Regions from separate parts of the Homo sapiens genome. Here region 1 is linked to region 2. The links are chromatin contacts, found by Hi-C or POLR2A ChIA-PET in ENCODE. All regions are on one chromosome and are shown on one strand. Each heading gives the region's core, a stretch centred on a gene start or an enhancer-like site at or near the end of the contact. The rest is flanking DNA. Distances are from core to core; before and after follow the strand shown. Region 1 holds the start of REP15 (RAB15 effector protein). Region 2 overlaps PPFIBP1 (PPFIB scaffold protein 1).

Region 1 (2,706 bases), core at 140-2,639, 120 kb after region 2:
TTCAAAAAATCAATTTGTTCTTAGAACCTGGTTGAAAATACCAGGAAACTGTTACAGACGCCATTTTTTTTTTTTTTGAGACGGAGTCTTGCTCTGTTGCCCAGGCTGGAGTGCAGTGGCACAATCTCAGCTCACTGCAAGCTCCGCCTCCTGGGTTCACGCCATTCTCCCACCTCAGCTTCCCAAGCAGCTGGGACTACAGGTACCTGCCACCACGCCTGGCTAATTTTGTTTTTGTATTTTTAGTAGAGACGGGGTTTCACCGTGTTAGCCAGGAAGGTCTCAATCTCCTGACCTCGTGAATCGCCCCCCTCGGTCTCCCAAAGTGCTGGGATTACAGGCGTGAGCCACCATGCCCGGCCCAAATATTTTTTATTCAGGATGGTATAACCTAACTGATAATAGGTAATAAGGTTAAATTTTTTTATGACGTATTTTATTTACAAATATCATACACTGCTGGTGTTACCATATGAAAGGAAATAAAGTCAATTGATAATTGCCTCATTTTTATTGCCCTTATTTCATTTTCCGTTGTTCATAGTAACAGGCTTTGTTTCTGACATAGAAAATAACACAATCTCTTTATAAACTGCCATAAATTTGTTCGAATGGAGTTTATAATGTGTATCAACAGATAGGAATTTGAGGCCTTTGTTTGAGAAGCTTTTGTAGGAAAAGAAGCAACTGAGCTGGGGAATGAAGAATCATGGCAGAAGGTAAAAGAAACAAAAACAAACAAAAAAAGAAAATAGGAAAAGCAAATGGAAATGACTCACCTAGAGATTGGAAGAAGTTAGTTGTAGAAAGAGGTGTATGGATATTTAAAAAACTAACATAGGGCTGGGTGCAGTGGCTCATGCCTATAATCCCAGCACTTTGGGAGGCCGAGGCGGGAGGATTGCTTGAGCCTAGGAGATTGAGACCAGCCAGGACAACATGGTGAAACCCCACCTCTACAAAAAATACACAAAAATTAGCCAGGTGTGGTGGTATACACTTGTAGCCCCAGCTACTCAAGAGGCTGAGGTGAGATCACCTGAGCCCAGGGAGGTTGAAGCTGCAGTGAGCCATGATTGCGCCACTGCACTCCAGCCTGGGTAGCAGAGTGAGACCCTGTCTCAAAAAACAAAAACAAAAAGAACTAACGTGCTATTTTTACTTCAACTAAAACTTGGAAAGAGGAAACATGTTGGAAGAGATTACCAAAGATTAAAAGTAGAGTGAATATAACCTAGATAGAACAGATGTTTTGTGTGAAATTTAGTATCTTTAACTTAATAAACCAGCAGGAACTGTATGAACACAACACACCCAACTGACAAACAGAGAGAACTAACATGTTTATTTAGCTGTATGTATATATGCTTAACTACACCCGAGGAAGCTGTAGAGTTAGAAAAACATGAACCATTAACAGATGTGGCCTCCCTGCAGAACTTTTACTTTGAAAAAGAAGTACGTCTGAACCAGATTCACATGTTTGATATTTGGATGCAGAGAAAATGGGGCAGAAAGCATCGCAACAGTTGGCTCTGAAGGACAGCAAAGAGGTGCCCGTCGTCTGTGAGGTGGTCAGTGAAGCTATAGTCCATGCAGCTCAGAAACTGAAGGAGTACCTTGGATTTGAATATCCTCCAAGTAAACTCTGCCCAGCTGCAAATACTCTGAATGAGATCTTCTTAATCCATTTCATCACTTTCTGCCAAGAAAAGGGAGTTGATGAGTGGCTGACCACCACCAAGATGACCAAGCACCAAGCCTTCCTGTTTGGTGCAGACTGGATTTGGACCTTTTGGGGATCCAACAAGCAAATAAAGCTTCAGCTCGCAGTACAGACTCTGCAGATGTCTTCACCTCCTCCTGTGGAATCTAAGCCTTGTGACCTTTCCAATCCAGAATCAAGGGTAGAGGAGTCTTCCTGGAAGAAAAGTAGATTTGATAAGCTGGAAGAATTCTGTAACTTAATAGGAGAGGATTGCCTGGGTCTGTTTATCATCTTTGGTATGCCAGGAAAGCCTAAAGACATCAGGGGAGTTGTCCTGGACAGTGTCAAAAGTCAGATGGTGAGGAGCCATCTGCCAGGAGGGAAGGCTGTGGCTCAGTTTGTCCTGGAAACTGAAGATTGTGTGTTCATCAAAGAGCTGCTCAGAAATTGTCTGAGTAAGAAAGACGGGCTGAGAGAGGTGGGCAAGGTTTATATCAGCATTCTCTGACTTGGATATGTATTATGTGAGTGGCCTGTAAGAGGAAAAGAAAAAAAGATTCTAATAAGCAAGCTCACCTATTTGCATCATTCCAGCATGGGATTTTTTTTCATTTGTTTTCCCATTGATTGAAAATGATTACTGGGATCAAAGTACATTCATGTCGCAATTACAGAGAGAGAGAGAAAAAAAGAAAACCCTGGCTCTGCCTATGATTTAAAAACAGTTCAGGAAAAGTTATAATTTAGTTTAATATTTCATTCACTTATTCAATAATAAAAATGGAAGAGAGATAATAAAGTCACATTTAAAGTTTGATTTGCAAAAAAAAAGTGTCTGTTTGAAATAATAAGTCTAGCACTCAAAAGTATAAAATGTGTTTTTGCATCTGTTGGTGGGAGATGGGTAGGATAAAGTAGTGGGTAAGGCTACAGAGCAGGTTTAATTACATTTGTAATGCCAGTTTCAAGCCAGGCACAGTGGCTTATGCCTATGGTCT
Region 2 (2,777 bases), core at 276-2,775:
TTTGCAACCTCGAGGGAAATTGACTACAGTGACTTTTATTTTGGCATGGAAAATGGGTTCACTGAGGACTTTGGGACATGGGATTATCAGATTATTCATTGAGCTAGTATTTACAACACAGTGCTTAGTACTGTGGGAACACAGAAAAAACTGCACACTAAACCCTTTAAAGCATAAGGCATGAATCCCAAGCCCTCATCCATCCTTAGATTTGCAGATATACCATAACATGTAATTTCTTCATCTCTTTAATGTCTATTTATTTTATTGGCTAAGGGCTATCACTTTCTTGTACCACTTGATCTTCACTTTCATTGCTAGGACTGACCGCTGGCTTTTTTCTAACAATCCCACAAAGAAATAAGTTTGAAGTTTGCTCATAAGAGTTACTAGATAGTCAGAAAACAAAGCTTTCTTGGAATGCAGATGTTTATTGGTTGGCTGGGCTCCATGTAACTAACACAGCCCAAGCTTGTGATTTGAATTTGCTTCTCAGCTAAGTTAGCTCTACTTGTCAAGGACTCTTCATCTACAATTTGAAAATGCCAAGCATCTATTTGAAAGAATCTGTTATTTGAGAAACAATGTCTTATTGAGAAAGCAAAACAGACTTTTGGAATATTTAAACAGTGAACATTAATACATGATTAAATACCCGAATGAATGGGTGGTGGAAATAGTAACGGGTGTTGGCAATGAGAGAAAAGGAAGACTACATAGGGACATAATATGAAAAGGCTTCATGATTTGGGCAAGATCTAAGAAGCCAAAACCATATTTGAGCCACAAATATGGTTTTGAGTGTGTTGCTAGTATAGGTTTTGATGTTGGTAGTAGAGGAGAAAATAGGGTCTTTAACAAAGGGTACAGAATGAGTATGGCCTCAGAAACAGGAGTAGATATGATATACTGAAGAAAAAGCCGGCCATCCTGGAGGCATGAAGACCAAACATGGAAGGAGATGAGGTTGGAAAAGTTAGAAAGACAAGATGTGGAAGGTCTTTAAAGTCAAACTCAAGGATCTAGACTTTACTCTGCAGACATTGAAAACCAGTTGGAGACTAGCGTGATTAAAAAGAAGGTTAAAAGCCGGCGGGTGCAGTGGCCCATGCCTGTAATCCCAGCATTTTGGGAGGCTGAGATGGAAGTACTACTTGAAACCAGGAGTTAGAAACCAGCCTGGGTTACAAAGTGAGACCTCATCAGTACAAAAAAATAAAATAATAAACTAGTCAAGCTTGCACACCTGTATTCCTAGCTACTCAGGAGACTGAAGCAAGAGGATTGCTGGAGCCCAGGCTTTCGAGGCTGTAGTGAGTTGTGATTGTACCACTGCACTCCAGCTTGGATGACAAAGTGAGACCCTGTCTCTTAAAAAAAAAAAAAAAAGCCCAAAACAACAAAAAGATTAAGACCATCTCTGCACATGACTTGGTGATGAGTAATTTAGTGCTATGTTTTCTCTCGATTTATTTGGAATCATATAAACCTATCTTTCAGTACAGAAGGGCACTGAGTCACATTTAGGTGACATATTTCCTCCCAAAATCCCAGAGAACTTCAGGAAGTGGTGGGGGTGATTCAGCAAGGGGACATCTTCCTGACCATGTGATGGTTGTGGCTGGATAGAGCTCTTTTTGCCAGGCTATGAGAACAATCTTTCCGTAAAGTCTGTTGATGCTTACTCAACGTTTTCTCAGATGGAAACTTGGTGGGGGGTAAGACTAGATGGGAACAAACTTGGAAGATTTAGAGTCTCTCTGCTAAGTCTTCCTCCTGAAGCCTTTCTGAAGGGCCTGAACTTCCTGGAGAGGCCTTACTTACCAAGGAAAAGATAGATATTGGTCAGTTAGCTTGATTCTTTGATTACTTATGCTAAAAAATAAAGAATGATAAGCTTTTATATTCCCAGTACCCCAAGATTAGCTCTAATCTTAGATGGGTCTTAAAAGTCCATGGAAGTCCATGTATAGTCTTATTTTTGGTATCTTAACCTAAATTATGCAGAGGTATATTTTACTGGATTGACCTAACATAACTAACAGACCTTTTGAGATTTTATTTTGTATAATTTATAAAATGGAAAGTATTATCAACGTAGCATAAAGATTAAGAAATGAGCTCAGGAGCTGGACTGCCTGGGTTCTGGTCCTGATTTCTCCACTACTTAACCTTGGACAAGTTATTTAACCCCTCTGCCTTGATTATCTCATTTAGAAGGTGGAAATAATTTACTTCTTTCCTAGGATATTTGTCAGAATTAAATGAACAGATTTGTTGTTTATTTACTAAGAGCAAAGCTCTTAAAATATTCCCTGGTATATAAGTTCCCAACGAATATCACAATTAGTGTATCATAAATGAAAAAATTAAAGCAGTTAAAGGTTAAGTGACTTAGGTAATTATCCAGCAACATGACTATACCAGGATTAGCATTTCTTATTTTAAGACAGTCTACTGAAGTAGCAGGCTTTTTAGACCAGAGGTCAGCAAATCTTTTCTTAAAAGGCCAGATATAAACATTTTATACTTGTGGATCTTATGGTCTCTGTTGCTACTACTCAACTCTGTTATTGTGTCTTGGAAAAATCAACCACAGACAAAATGTAAATGTATGGGTGTGGCTGTGTTCCAATAAAATTTTATTTACAAAAACAGGTGGCAGACCCACATTTGGCCTTCTTACAGACCCTTGCTTTAGACACTTAAGTCATATCTGAAAGGAGACTATAGATTCCATTTCATTTTGAAGGCTGAGATATGGCATTATGTATTAT

Evidence for each region. A loop is a pair of places that touch in the nucleus more often than their neighbours do. ChIA-PET counts read pairs that join two places held with the same protein, here RNA polymerase II (POLR2A).
Region 1: a map of PC-3 shows a loop between it and region 2 (9-fold over the local background). The contact joins the promoter of REP15 here to the enhancer-like site in region 2. A Hi-C loop is called at or near these places in 1 of 168 maps with a recorded cell type or tissue (PC-3). POLR2A ChIA-PET finds 5 or more read pairs at or near these places in 1 of 52 experiments (PC-3).

Annotation. Positions count from the first base shown.
Region 1 is chr12:27,695,058-27,697,763 of GRCh38, forward strand. It overlaps REP15 (RAB15 effector protein), which reads left to right and starts at 1,390. Exons shown (of 1, transcript NM_001029874.3): 1 at 1,390-2,539. The coding sequence starts at 1,506. The coding sequence ends at 2,216. PPFIBP1 (PPFIB scaffold protein 1) reads left to right here. Exons shown (of 30, transcript NM_003622.4): 30 at 1-507. The region is part of intron 3 of MRPS35-DT (MRPS35 divergent transcript); the gene reads right to left.
Region 2 is chr12:27,572,611-27,575,387 of GRCh38, forward strand. All of the region lies in intron 1 of PPFIBP1 (PPFIB scaffold protein 1), which reads left to right. Among named protein-coding and RNA genes, the nearest start is that of PPFIBP1, 50 kb to the left of the region's middle. RefSeq lists an enhancer at 1,406-1,700. Within about 2 kb of position 1,526, at least 4 of the 41 ENCODE cell types and tissues checked have a DNase peak (open chromatin) inside an H3K27ac peak, as active enhancers do; they include PC-3, where a contact is called at or near this core.